Linked DNA regions of Homo sapiens: region 1 is linked to region 2. Evidence: chromatin loops called from intact Hi-C (ENCODE). Cell type or tissue: PC-3. All regions are shown on one strand. Each heading gives the region's core, and the rest is flanking DNA. Links, peaks and the distances in the headings are about the cores only.

The links. Hi-C counts contacts between places; a loop is a spot of excess contacts. Peaks named below come from ENCODE experiments on the same cell type or tissue, not always from the same donor. Only the 100,000 strongest peaks of a DNase experiment are listed, where the experiment ranks them.
Region 1: it touches region 2 in a loop (6-fold over the local background); 1 of 110 quality-filtered maps calls a loop at or near these places.

The regions. Positions count from the first base shown.
Region 1 is chr6:51,114,966-51,122,558 of GRCh38, reverse strand. No RefSeq gene overlaps it. Among named protein-coding and RNA genes, the nearest start is that of TFAP2B, 300 kb to the right of the region's middle. In PC-3, for the core only: no CTCF peak of the experiment used is centred there; no DNase peak of the experiment used is centred there; H3K27ac peaks cover 1,025 bases.
Region 2 is chr6:51,024,311-51,031,903 of GRCh38, reverse strand. No RefSeq gene overlaps it. Among named protein-coding and RNA genes, the nearest start is that of TFAP2B, 210 kb to the right of the region's middle. RefSeq lists enhancers at 6,574-6,868, 5,951-7,150. In PC-3, for the core only: no CTCF peak of the experiment used is centred there; a DNase peak (open chromatin) is centred at 3,433; H3K27ac peaks cover 3,759 bases.

The DNA of each region.
Region 1 (7,593 bases), core at 1,040-6,039, 90 kb before region 2:
TGCTGGTGAGGCACTGGATTCCTTTGGAGGAGGAGAGGTGCTCTGCTTTTTAGAGTTTTCAGTTTTTCTGCTCTGTTTTTTCGCCATCTTTGTGGTTTTATCTACTTTTGGTCTTTGATGATGGTGATGTACAGATGGGTTTTTGGTGTGGATGTCCTTTCTGTTTGTTAGTTTTCCTTCTAACAGACAGGACCCTCAGCTGCAGGTCTGTGGGAGTTTGCTAGAGGTTCACTCCAGACCCTGTTTGCCTGGGTAACAGCAGCGGTGGCTGCAGAACAGCGGATTTTCGTGAACCGTGAATGCTGCTGTCTGATCGTTCCTCTGGAAGTTTTGTCTCAGAGGAGTACCCAGCCGTGTGAGGTGTCAGTCTGCCCATACTGGGGGGTGCCTCCCAGTTAGGCTGCTCAGGTGTCAGGGGTCAGGGACCCACTTGAGGAGGCAGTCTGCCCATTCTCAGATCTCCAGCTGCGGGCTGGGAGAACCACTGCTCTCTTCAAAGCTATCAGACAGGAACATTTAAGTCTGCAGAGGTTACTGCTGTCTTTTTGTTTGTCTGTGCCCTGCCCCCAGAGGTGGAGCCTACAGAGGCAGGCAGGCCTCCTTGAGCCGTGGTGGGCTCCACCCAGTTGTAGCTTCCCAGCTGCTTTGTTATCTAAACATGCCTGGGCAATGGCGGGCGCCCCTCCCCCTGCCTCGCTGCCGCCTTGCAGTTTGATCTCAGACTGCTGTGTTAGCAATCAGCGAGACTCCGTGGGTGTAGGACCCTCCGAGCCAGGTGCGGGATATCATCTCCTGGTGCGCCGTTTTTTAAGACCCTCAGAAAAGTGCAGTATTCGGGTGGGAGTGACCCGATTTTCCAGGTGCCGTCTGTCACCCCTTTCTTTGACTAGGAAAGGGAACTCCCTGACCCCTTGTGCTTCCCGAGTGAGGCTATGCCTCGCCCTGCTTCGGCTCTCGCATGGTGTGCTGCACCCACTGTCCTGTGCCCACTGTCTGGCACTCCCTAGTGAGATGAACCTGGTACCTCAGATGGAAATGCAGAAATCACCGGTCTTCTGCGTCACTCACGCTGGGAGCTGTAGACCGGAGCTGTTCCTATTCAGCCATCTTGGCTGCCCTCTCCTAGTCATGATATTTCTACCCAAGTGTTCCACTCAGGACTTATAAGCACTAGATTGAATTATCTGAGAGCTAATTATGAGGTTGGAACTCAATGAAACCACTCAATGGTGTGCGGGCAAATGTTTAATAATCAGCTTTTTTTTTGAGCCAGGGTCTCACTTTGTCACCCACGCTGAAGTGCAGTGGCTCGATCTCGATCTCGGCTCACTGCAACCTCCGCCTCCCAGGTTCAAGCAATTCTCCTGTCTCAGCCTCCCAAGTAGCTGGGATTACAGGCGTGAGCCACTGTGACCAGCAATAACCCGCTGTTTTTTGAGGAGCCCTAATTTGTAGTACTTGCTGATTTCCATTGGGTGAAAACTCAATTGACTGCCATAGTCAATTTCAAGATAAACTTTCACAGAATGTAAAGATGGCAAAAGATGTGCTCAGTATGTTCTTGCAAGCCATTATGCACTGGTCCAGCACACCACTGAATTCACTCTCAACCAACCAACACACACACACCCACATGCACACACACACTCCCATCAGAGTCTCTTAAGTGTTGTAAACTTTGGTCTGTAGTCTATTTTTTACAAGTACCACAGATAAGTTTGATGCACACAAAAGTGTGAGAACCATTTCATAGAGTTAGCAATATTGACTGAAGTTGGTAGGCCTAGAGCCAAGGAAGAATTTTTCATCAGAACTGAAAATCACACGCTAACTGAGAATCCCGGAGGCAGGCAAGAAGGGCTGGAAATCAGGAAACAACAATGTAACATGTAAGAACCACGGAACCACAGAAGTAACCTCATCCAAAGCCCTCATTTTATAAGGAGCTCCCCTCCCAGAGAGAAAAAGAGACCCCTCTTTGACTGATAACCATTCCAGCAGCAAATCTCTCCTCAAGTATCCTTCCTAACTACGTGTTCCAAGCTGTCAATAACTCAATGTGTGCATGGAACCACTTAATCTCTCTAGACATACATTTTCTTCCTAAGGTAAAGGGAGAATGAGTCTTTGCCTTGCTTATATCACAGAATTGTTGTAATACAATATTGTATGTAAAAGATCTTTGAAAAGAATATATTGTGGAAATTTCAGATGGCATCATTACCTGATAAAAAGTACTTAGATCAAAAATCCTATCAAAGTCCAACCTAGGGGCCTCTAGGCTCAGCACAAAAAGTACCGCTCAGTCCTGTTAGCCTTTGGGGCTCAGGCTGACTCACCACAAGCTTGGAATCCTGGCTTTCTGCCTGCGTATATATTTATGCATCAAGAATTATACATACTTGGTACCTGGGTGCTCATCTCCAGAGGATGCCAGTTTGCTTGAATGCCAAAATTAAAGTCTCAGGGTGGTCTTTAGTCTCCTGGGATAAACTGAGCGATCAGAAGATAAACTACAGACAATGTTTTGATTCTTGACCAAATCCAGACATTTCAGCTTTGGAAATGCGCCCATCTACCCAGCATGTGTCAGAACAAAGAAACAGCAAATAGAAATGAGAAGGGCATTTGAAACAGATTCCCACACCTGCAACCTTATGGCACCTAGAGAGATAGTTTATTTTACTGACTAATTAAAATCCACCAATTGAGTATGAATACAGATTTTCTCTCTATTGTCATACCAGAAAGTCTGCAGGCACAGACCAAGGGCTGTGCTAAAGGCTCTGGCCTGCATTTTTATATTTATTCTCTGTAACAGCCCTGTAGGTGGTCCTCCCAGTTGGCAAACATAACAATACTAATTTACCTTTATTCATCATTTACTTGGTACTTTTTTCATTTACTTGGAAGACTGACGTAGGTGCTATATGTGTGATTACTTAATCCTCACAAATGCCCTATTAGATTGTTACACTCATGGCCCCCATTTGAAGTATCAGGCAACTGAAGCTCAGAGAGTGTAAGTAACTTATCCTATTGTATAAGTAAGCAAATTATACAATTAGCAAGTGATGGAATTGGTGCTGAATCTGAAGTCTCAGTGACTCCAAAGCCAGCACTCCTAGCCCCTGCACCAGAAAAATGTGGGCATTTGAAGTGTCCTACATCAACATCATCTTCTCCTCTTGATTCAGGAATGGGAGCACAAATAGGTGAGTCAGAAAGTTGCCTCACCAACTCAGTTCCTGGGTAGAAGCAGCACAGACAGAACCAGACTCTACACAACATCAGGGAGTATGGTTGAACTATTTTCTCAGCTCCTAAATTGAAAGCATCTCCTTTCCTTATGTGTCTGGCAATGGAACCAAAGGGAAGTAGGAGAAGTGGCCTGTGGAACCAACTGTTCCTCTGTATCCACAGGCCATACCCTCACTCCTCCTGGAATGAGTCAACGGCAGGGTCTGCTGAAAGTCTTGGCAAATAGATGCATGCTGAAGTATAGACAAATACATAAGGAAGCCATTTATGGAAACATAACTGACACAGTGATTTAGGTTTTCAAATGAATTTCTGATGTTTATCTTTATGAGGCTGTTAGCACACTGTAAACATTACTTTTGATATAATCTCCCATATATTGCAACTGGGTGATGGCTGAATTCTAAGTTACAATGAAAGTATTGTGCAGAGTGGCATTTGATCCAGGAGATAATAGCAATGCTAACTGCTGCGTTCAGGTGGAGCGTAATTAATAAATTAACTAGGAAATAGAATCACAGCTTTTTTTCTCAAAAAAGACACAACAGAATCTGACTCAAGCAAACCATGAACAGGTGAACTACCTCAGCATATGTTTAAAAAATTCACTCAACATTAACATGCTTGAGTAACAGCTTGAACAAAATAAGCTGGTTTCCTTCCACCATATTTGTTCTGAGCCACAAGCACACTAGGTTGGTTGGTTGGTTTGCTTGTTTTTGTTTGTTTTTTTTTTTTAACTGCTGATTTCACTGTTTAATAATACTTCTTCACCAGGATTATTAAACCTACCAACTAGAATTTGATGTCAGTTTCAGATGCTAGGGAGAATTGAAAGAAAATAAGTTCTTCTGCTTAGAGATACCCTATGCATTTGCAAACACAGGAGCCAAGGGCCCTCCTGGGTGTGGATGCATGATAAAGCTACTCAGCCCTAAGAGATGGTTAAAGGGTTGAGCTCTGAGCACTGAGATGCAAGGACGGAACTGTATCTCATCAGGCTCCAGGGTTTCTTGTCCTAGAGTCACTAAATACACATACTTCAACCTTTCAAAGGTGCAGAGGGGAACTGAGATGAGGAAGAAACGGTTATGATTTTGCTTCCCCTACAACCTATCTGTGAGAAAGGAGGAATCTTAACATTTCCTACAGTGAATAGTTCAACAATTCAGGGCTTTGGAAACTGCATTTGCTAAGTTTTTAATCCCACCTATGGTACGAAATAGCCATGTGATCCTAGGCAAACCACTTAACCACTCCGTGTCTCATGTGATGCCTTTGTTAAGTGGGAATGCCAATGCCTCCACAAACTGCCCCCTTGTGGGATATGTAAATATGAAGTAAGAGGTGGGTAGAAGGAGGTTCTGGAACTGCAAGAGTGCTGAATGCAAACTTCCATGATTTCTGCCCCTAAAACCAATTCTACTTCATTTGTTCGTCATCTCCAAAGTCAGCAACTGTGGGAATTGGGGAGAAATAAGGCAGGGCTCCCCACCTACCATGTTCTTACCCAGCATCCCCAGACACTTTGCAGCCAGACTAATTCCCTTTCGGTGTAAATTGCAGGAAAACTTCACAGACTTGCATTTATATTTTTATTTCACGATATTTTTATAACACCCTTGGGGCTCACTCCTTCCTGAATCTAGAATGATTGAAAGCAAACTAGGTTTAGAATGAGATTACCACTAATTAATTCCACCTCAATCTTAAACTTTATCATCCATAACCTCTCCAGCCACCACCCTCTAGTTCCCTGGATAAAAAAAGAGCTAGCCAGCTTCAACTTGGGTATGGGAAAAAAGTTTCAATAAACTAACTTGCTGAAGTTTGAGTTGGGGAAGGTTTAAAGATCCCCTCCTCATAAGTGGCCTCAACATGATAAAAACCCTCTACTGTTGCTAAAACCTCCTTGCCTTTGCAATTAGATAGCAGTTGCTCCACCACATAGCGTTCTAAGAATGTCTTTGAGGGAAGACCTATCACACAAATAAACTTGCTTTCTGGGATTCTAGGGAGTGCAAAGTGCTGGAATGTGCTGGTGGCTGGCTTAGAAATTAGAAGAAAACATTTGGAGATGAGAAGGAGGGTTGAGCTGAACTTTTTAAGCTGAGGGGGTGAGCAGAAAGGGCCCAGGGTCCATCCTGTCTGGTGAGCAGTCAATGCACAGCAGGCCTGCTTGCAGGCCAAGAGGGGTTGGAAAGCTCTAATTAGATTAGCAATGTTTTGCTAGAAGGCAGAAAGCTTAAAACATTAACTTTTTAAACAAGTACATCAGTTCTGAGTAAACATTATTCTTTTATTTAGTCGTATGGTCTGAGTCAGCCTATTTCCAGGACAGTGGTAATGCATGCGTTTGATTCTTGAATGCAAATATGCTTTCAATTTTACTATGCAAATTCCCTGATTTTGGTATACTTCTCGGGGGCTTGCAGCTGGCTATGTGCTGCTCTCTTCTCTCCTGCTTGATGGGCTGTGTTCCTGCCAGGCACTGTCAGACAGCCAGTGGCAGCCCTTGGTAGTCCTGCTGGAGCTCCCAAGCTGCTTGGCCCTGTGGGTTCAGTGACATTTTACTGTTTGTGGGGTAAAGCCCACATTTTGCACCAAGTTCATAAAATTCATCCGATTTTTATTTTCATATGTAACAGCGTCATGAATCTTTTTTGAAAGTAGCCATCAAAGTAGCCGTCAGAAGCAACAGGACCTAGAAAGGTTACTTAAATCCACACAGATCTGAGTCAAATTCTGAGACCGTCAGGCTTCCACATTGATCAAATATGACAATTTCATAACTCCCTAGTTTGTTGTGAGAATTAACTAAGACCACATATAAAGGGCCCAGTTCAGTGACTGACCTATCGCACACATAGCCCATGCTAGTTAGTTGCCCCAACTCCTCTTACTTCCTGGTCCTCTGAGATTCAGGTGAGAAGCAGGAAATAGAGGCAAGCCAAGTGTATTAATCCACCATCTCTCCTTAATGGGAATGAGAAGCTGTGAGACTACGTGGGGCCTTAAATGTCCCATTCCCAGCATCATCCCCCATTAATCCAAACTAACACACATCCAATAGTCCAGCCACACTCACCTATTCACAGTTACTTCCAGGCCTCCACACATCCTGTTCCTTCTGTCCTCTATTTGCTTCCCATCTTTTTTGTATAACACAAAGTTCTACAGAGCTTTAATCCCCAATTTCAGTGTCACCTTCTTGATGACATCTGCCCTGCTTGCTTACTCCTCTTCCCAGGCAGAGTCACTCACCACATACACAAACCTGTCCATGCACTTAGCAGAGTGTAGGAGTCATGCTTACCCTTTAGCCAAGTGTAGTGTTGTTGAGTATTCACTTCTGTCTGGGTCTTACAAGACTAGGGGTTCCTCAATGGCAGGAGTTTATATTTGAATCCCTAGAATCCAATGCAGTACAGCATACATTCCATACTAAACAAATATATATTGAATGAATACATGAATGAATGTCATAACTGGCAGCTCTCTAAATGAAGGGAGGGAAAGGTCATGAAAGAAATGAAAGAAAATCAGTCCCGCAAAATGTTCCCTAACTTTTCTCTAAAGCATTTCAAGATCTTTCTGAGCACTCAGCCCCAAACTACTGCGGAGGAAGGTAGTATCCCAGGCACTGCTCAGGAGTTCTCTCAACAGCAGAGACAATGGCTGCAGCCATGTGGGCTCCTGAGCTGCCCCTGCCACTCAGTTTTATGCTCCATCCCCCCATAGTATCCTGAAAATAAAGAGGAATGCTGCTTTGCCAGCAGCCACAGAAGTCACTGGTTTCAGGTGAGTGATTCTAAGTAAGCTGCGGCCAATAAAACAGAGAAAACAAAAAGGAGATGAAGACTTTTTACTCCTGCAGCCTCAGAGGTAAGCCTGGTTCACATCCTTGTGAGGAAAACAGAAAGAATAGGGGAAAAATGAATTGTTTTTGCTGGGTCATCCTGTCCCACCTTGAGTATGGCTATCCCAGGTCTCAACTATCACTGAGCCACACATAATGGTGATAAACTAAGGACATTGTGAAAGAGGAAATAAAATGCCTGGACTAGAATTTCAAGCAAGGTTACCTGCAGACATCCAAAAGGTTAAGAAAATGTCTCTCTCTTTTCCCTCCTTGTAACTTTACTCCATTCTTTTTATCTTTTTCTTCTTCTTCTTCAGAACCCAGAGCTGGAGTGGAGAGTGGCTGGGACAGGAGATGGAATATGAAGGAAGAATGTTTACAGAAGCATAAGAGGTGTCCTCCAGGCTCAGAAGACTTGTTGGGCCTATATTCTGACCTTCTGAGGAACTAATGAACAAGCCTGGAAAGTA
Region 2 (7,593 bases), core at 813-5,812:
TACCCAAAGGATTATAAATCATGCTGCTATAAGGACACTTGCACACGTATGTTTATTGCAGCAGTATTCACAATAGCAAAGACTTGGAACCAACCCAAATGTCCAACAATGATAGACTGGGTTAAGAAAATGTGACACATATACACCATGGAATACTACACAGCCATAAAAAATGATGAGTTCATGTCCTTTGTAGGGACATGGATGAAGCTGGAAACCATCATTCTCAGCAAACTATCGCAAGGACAAAAAACCAAACACCGCATATTCTCACTCATAGGTGGGAATTGAACAATGAGAACACATGGACACAGGAAAGGGAACATCACACCCAGGGGCCTGTTGTGGGGTGGGGGGAGGGGGGAGGGATAGCATTAGGAGATATACCTAATGTTAAAAGACAAGTTAATGGGTGCAGCACACCAACATGGCACATGTATACATATGTAACAAACCTGCACATTGTGCATATGTACCCTAAAACTTAAAGTATAATAAAAAAAAAAAAAGAAAAAAAAATAAGAAATCCTGAAAGTGCCAAGAAGACAGTGGAAAGTGTCCGGCTCATGTTAATTAAAGAATCAACAGAGAAAAAAAATTAAAAAATACAAAGAATTTAAGCTCGGAGTCAGACAGATCCGATTTGAATTCCAGCTCTGCCGCAAAATAACTGTGCATCCCTGGGCAGGTTACTTAACCTCCTCAAGTCTTAACTTCCTCATCAGTAAACTGGAGAGAATAGTAACTATTTAATGGAGTTGTTGTATGGATTAAATGATGTAAAGCATGTGAAATGGTACTCCTGCCATTTGTGATGCATCCTCTGAATGTTAGTTTATTAGAAGTTTCGTGGAATGAAATATTAACTGAGGCTTTCCTACTAAGAGCTTTCATTCTAAAAGGGAGAATGAGGAATACAAAAATTAAACAATACGTACAATGAGGTAGCATGAAATAAATAAAGTTTATGCAAAATGCTTTTGGAGAATAGAGGAAGGAGCAATAAATTCTCTCATGAGGAAACATTTCAGTGATTATATGATTTTGGGAAGACTTATTTCAGTTAGTTTGTTAAAACAATGTCTTAATAATAAACAATAAAACAATAAGTCTTAATAGTTTGTTAAAAAATAAGTTTTAGAAAGTTTAATAAGTTTAGAAAGTTTGTTAAAAAATAAGTTTTAGAAAACTTATTTTAGAAGTAGTTCTAGCTGTGGGATTAATTTTATTTTTTAAAAAAAAAGAAATTCCAGGAAAATCCCTGATAGAATTTTCAAAAAGAACAATCCAAAACTTTCCCTTCCTTAATTCTTCTCCAGTGCTTTTTCACTCTCAAGAGAAAAGGTGAAAATTACCTTCCAGGTGCCAGAACAAATGAGCCAACATCTCTCTGAAAGAAGGCAGCATGTGTCTCAGTGAATGAGGCTCAGATGCCCACTTGGAATTCTCAGTCTTGCCTGCCCTTACTTCAAAGGGAGCTAACCTGCTGACATGTTCTTATTTGGTCCCAGAATTGTAAATATGCATGGAGGAGAATGAGATTCCATTATATAACCTCTACGTGACCTTCTGATTTCTGTTATTGTTTTCCTAGGGTAAAAAGATGATAAACAAATAATGCTAAATAAAGTTATCTACAATGTTCATGCATTCTACCTGCTGTTACAGAATGAACCTGTTGCTTTGTCATGGTGTTATGAAATTAAAAAGGAATAGCTACTTGACTTTGAGGAGACAAATTACTTCTTTAAAACCTCAAAGTAAATATTCCTACAATGAAAGGGAAAAAATATGTATTCCTAGTTGATTAACAATTGAGTCAATACACTGATATTGATTTTGATTTAATTAGATGTATGTTTTTCTTCTTACTTTAGAACATATATCAATGGAAAATATCCATCTTTGTTAACAATTAATTACAAGCTAAAGAAACCTTACAGTATTTTAAAAAAATGTAACAGATGAGAAAACCTTATATAATGCCCAACATTCAGTGCTGGTGAGGTTAAGCTGAATTTGGAATTCTCATTTTCTTTTGGTGGCATGGTGCCACAGTTTTGGAAAAGAAAATAGCCAAATACAGGACGTGAGATAAAGATTATTATCTCCCTTAGCTCTGTAAACTCTTTCTCAAGAATTTACACTCTGGAAAAGTTTCAACATAACCAAAATGTTTTAAGAGTGAGCATAGCAGAATATTTATAATAGCACAAAGGAATTGGAAACAATATGAAAGTTCATGATAGGAAAATAATATGACAAAATTTTGAACTATTGTGATATCAAAAAGTCATTAAAAAGATATTCAAACTATGTGGACATGTGGAAAATCAAACAATAAAGTGGTATGCACACATTAGTTACAATTACATAAAATACACATATATGTACTCAAGGGCTAATAAGTTATATGGAAAAATGAAAATAAATGTTATGATTATGAGATCATAGACATTTTTTCTTTTTTTGAATTTTTTAGTGCTACAACATAATTTTTCAAAAGTAAGTGATCCATGTACGAACCAAGAGAAAACTTTACTCTTAAATATCTTCTAACATATTCTTATGGGAACTTTATTCTAATCAACTTACCCATTTCTTATTTTTATTTATTGTGTTTATTTTTATTCTCCCCATTTTAGTTGTTTGAGAAAATGAGTCATTGATTAAACATGCAAGAATTTTATTAAGGAAAATACATGTGCAAAAGGAAATGGGGAAAGAGTTGGAAAGGGTCAGGGAAATCATCAGAACTTGAGGGGAGGAACAGCAGAGATGGCTGGTGGAAGCAATGTAGACCCTCCTGCCCATGGTCTCAGAAAGATTGGCCAAAACCCTAGGCAAGTGATTCAGGCAGTTATTTGACAAAGAAATCCCAGTGTCTTCCTGAAACCTTAGCATCCTGCAGCATGCAGTCTTTGGCAGGGAGCAGCCTGTGCAAGGTGAGGCCTCACAGCACACATGGCACAGAAATTTAAAATTCAGCTTCAGCAGCCATTGGTCAATTACCACCTTCTATTAGGAGGTCTGACAGGTATATTCTCCAAGCTGCCATGGTACCCAAATATGATAGAAAGAAAGTCACCCATACAACAATACTTGAATATCAGTCTGTCTGTCCTGAATGTTTCATAATAACTAGAGTGACAATAAACTGCTAGAAGAAAAAATTTAAAAGCATTTAATGTCAAGAGATGATAGTGCAAATTAAAAACAATTTGGGACCATTTAAAGGGCCATCCTTCTTTTCCTTGACCTTAATGAGCCACAGCTACATTAATACTGGCAAGCAGATGCTATGTGGCCCATACTAAGTTATTAGTTAAATCAAATATCTGCCTGTATGTTCTAACTGAAATGTTGTACAAATTAGTGAGCCATAATATTTAAACTATGAGTCACACATTCCTTCCATAAGGTTTACCCAAAGACCTTGGACACTGGTCCCAAGTAGTCCATTATTCAGCTTCTGGTTCTAAAACTTACTTGTTGAATGGTTTTAGAGGAGGAATATGAGTCTTTCAGCCTCAACATTTACATAAAAACTGGAATGATTATACTTCCTTCATATTCATCATTACGATAATTAATAAGATAACATATGTGAAACACTTATGTATTCATCTATTTTGCATTGTTATAAAGGAACACTTGAGACTGGGTAATTTATAAAGAAAAAAATATTTATTTTGGCTCACAGTTCTGCAGACTGTATAAGAGGTATAGTGCTGGTATCTGCTTCTGGTGAGGGCCCCAGGAAGCTTACAATCTGGGTGGAGGGTGAAGGGGGAGCAAGTGTGTCACATGAGGAGAAAGGGAGCAATAGAGAGGAAAGGATGTGCCAGGCTCTTTTAAACAACCAGCTCTCTAAATAATGAGAACACATGGACAGAAAGAGGGGAACACTTGACACTAGGGCCTACTTGAAGGAGAGTGGGAAGAAGGAGAGGTTCAGAAAAAGAAAACTCAGATACTATGCTTAGTACCTGGATGATGAAATAATTTATATACCACTCCGCTGAGTCACGAGTTCACCCATATAACAAACTGCGCATGTGCCCCTGACCCTAAAATAAAAGTTAAACTATTCTTTTAAACAAAAAAATGAATAAACAACCAGCTCTTGTGTGAATTAATGGAGCCAGAACTCACTCATTACCCCCTGGGAAGGCACCAAGGCATTCATGAGGGATCTGCCCCCAGTATTCAAACACCTCCCACCAGGCCCCATCTCCAACACTGGGGATCACATTTCAACATGAGAATTGGAGGGGACAAACATGAAAAAATATCAACTTAGAACCATACTTAACATATATTGGTAATCAACAAATTTTAATTCTCTTCCCCTACACAGACACACATACACACACACACACACACGCACACACACACATACACACACACACACACAGAGAGAGAGAGAGAGAGAGAGAGAGAGAGAGGCTTTTATCAGGGCAAGTGGCTCTTGGGTTTATCATGTTTTCCAGGACAAATCCAGCCTCCTCAGATTTTTTTCTATGGTCATACATCTTCAAAAACCACTTTTCTCCCATTTTACCCAGCCCAACTTTCCTATCCAATCAAACTCGTCCCCCCAGGGTCTCCCAAACATACCATGTTTAGTCTCAACAGCAAATATTGCATCTTCTGACCCTCTTCTCCCTTCCTCTCTATTTTTTAAACTTGTATTCACATCTTACCTTTTCACAGACCCACTCATCTCCCATTTCAGTGAGCTTCTACAGTACTTATTAACATACTGTTCATCTTGGGAGTAAAAAATATATGCTTATCTTACCACCTTCTGCCATTCTTTATCCTCCCAGGTAACTAGGAAGATATACATTAAACCCATAGTAAATTATGAATTAATTTTTGCTTAATAAATAGATAATCCCTATATGTCAGCTGACTATTGACATAGCGCTTTATGTTGTGATATATTTGTAAATCTATACACATTACAACGATTTAAATGTAAGAAAAAAATTAATTTGTACTTTATATAATCAGCTTACCTGGTTCAGAGGCACATGTATGAACAGTGACAATCAGAAGTGATCTCCAAAATAATAGTATTATTAGCTACAGTATGACTACAATGTCATCGTAAATTTAGAAATTAATACAACACTTATAAATGCACAAATGAATAAATTTGCTTCCACATGTGTTCAGTGGGACATAAGAAATACAGATCTGATGACCACTGATCTAAGGCATCTCATACTAGAGCTTTATCCCAGAACCCAGTAAGGGTCCGTTTAACCTTTAGACACTTTAAAAATAATATCTGAAAATCATCAAACGTTACTTTAGCACACACTCATATCCAATTAGGACCCATCAAGATCCCACATAAAAACACATAGTCTAGACCCAGCACCAGTTTATATGCTTCTAAGTTCAAATGGGCACTATCTAAAAGTCCTGTACATTTAGAATAACATAATTCCCAGGATAATCTATATTAATGTACAGAGAATAAATAATACAGCAGGAGAAAAAGTCCACTGGCAAAATTTCTATCAATCAATAAATATGTGTTGAAATGGAGACATGATGAGATACGATGTGGCATGACATGGCAGGACATTTTGTTTCAGGTGTCCATTGCAAGGGTCCTATAGCTGAGGGAGAATGTGGAACACGAGGCAAACCCCAGAGAGAAGAGACTTTACCTTTTTAACTTAGGATTTACACTATGTGTCTTACATAACCTGGTATGATAAAGGAAAATGTGTTTCCATCAATCAGAGAAGGCAGCAATGAAGAAGAAAGAGGAGGTGAATAATTGGCAAGCTGGGGTGTAATGATGGCACTGGAAAGCTATGAAGTCAAGAATGGAGTACGTCTGCCTAAGACAAGTACCTCTGGGGGAAGGGGGAATCATGGTCCTAGGAAAAGAGCTGGACACGAGAGCTTGGGGCTACATTTTGGAAAATCTTCAAACTGCTAGTAAAAAGAATATTACATTTACCAGTGGGGCCTTTATAAACATGAAAAGTAGTGTTTGTATAATGCTTTAAATTCCTTAGGGAAAGGTGTTATGTAGACACAAATAGGCAAACTATGAAATCAAAATCCAACATTTCTGAGGGAGTTGTCTTTGTGGAAGCAGAAATACTTTCCCTGCCCCGCTAGTTTTCTTTCAGAATCAATTTCACTTGCCCTAAAATTTCAAAAAGAGAACAGCCCACGATATTGAACGCCCCTGCAGGTCAGCCGTCTTTTCTCCAACAGTCATATCTGGCAAAGTGAAGGAGAAGTGGGAAACGCAGGAGCTGTTTTATAAGGATGAGTTTTTAGCAGTACAGCGTGGAGGATCAGTACAGGAAAGTCTCTCCTTTGGCCATTCTGTTTCACTTTCCGCAGGGGAACTATTTTCTTCATCATTTATCCCAACTGACAAGTACAAGCATTTTGGGCCCTAACTGAATGTGAACATTGTCAAAAGGAATTGGGCTAACAGGAGGCATCTGCAGCTCCATCCCCATTGCATTCTGGTGGGGGCCAGGTCTGCCGACGTGGCATAGAGGCTGGTGGGCAGACACCCCCGCAGATGGATCCTCACATACTGTATGCGTCATGACCAGCCATAAAAACAGTCACAATGAATCAGCTGTGCTGCGGAGAGGCTCCTTGGAACCTTCACATTCAATTTCCATCCGGCTGACATCCGCAGGTTGTAGTCAGAGGCTCGATTAAACAGGTTCGAAACTAACCCACAAGTCCCTGACTGGTGGTGACTCACTCGCTGACTGGGCCACTGGTTTGAAAGCTTTTGCTGGTTTGAGAGAACTCACGGTAGACTTGACTGTGTTTGCAAATGGCTAAGGGTTTCATTTTTTGAAAATATACATCTATCAGTGAAAGCTTCCTGACCTCTTGAATGAATAGTTGCTAGAAGGGGCCTAAGAGCTTCGAGAGGAGAAAAATTCATTCAATCAGGAATTCCAATACAAATACCAATTTAGAAAATGAGCTAATCCACCTTGACAACATGTTGTCACTGCAAAGTTGCAAAAAGGAATTACACACAAATACGACTTTAAAAATTAGAGGCCCCATAATTTAACAGCTTAAGTTTGCTTCAAAGGACTGCAGGGAAGCAGCAGTAGGTTTCAGGTGACAGCTTGGAATTCACTGGTTCCCTACTCAGCTCAGGTACAGGTCTGACAGTAACACGAGCTTTCCAACTTGTTTCAAACTGAAGTATTATGAAAAGGTAAATTATGTTTTGTATTCATGACTGAAAGCATTTTACTTTAAAGCCAGCGCGGCTGACTCTGTCAAGGTAGAGATTCAAGTTTTATGTACAGTGCCTCCAGCCCAGCCGATGTGAGTGAGGCAACATGACAGCTTGTAATAAGTAATTTTTATACAGTTACATTTATCACTCAAGTAGGCTTGGCAATATTAAACACAGACTTTAAAATACTACTGAAGGGGAGGACAGGGGCTGGAGGCCATGGAGGCATTTCTCCCGTCTCAGTGCAAATGTGGGTTTGTGCATTTTTTTTTCCACCATGTATTCCTGTTAATAAGGCACTTTTTAAGATATGCGTCCAAATGCTTTCCGACTGT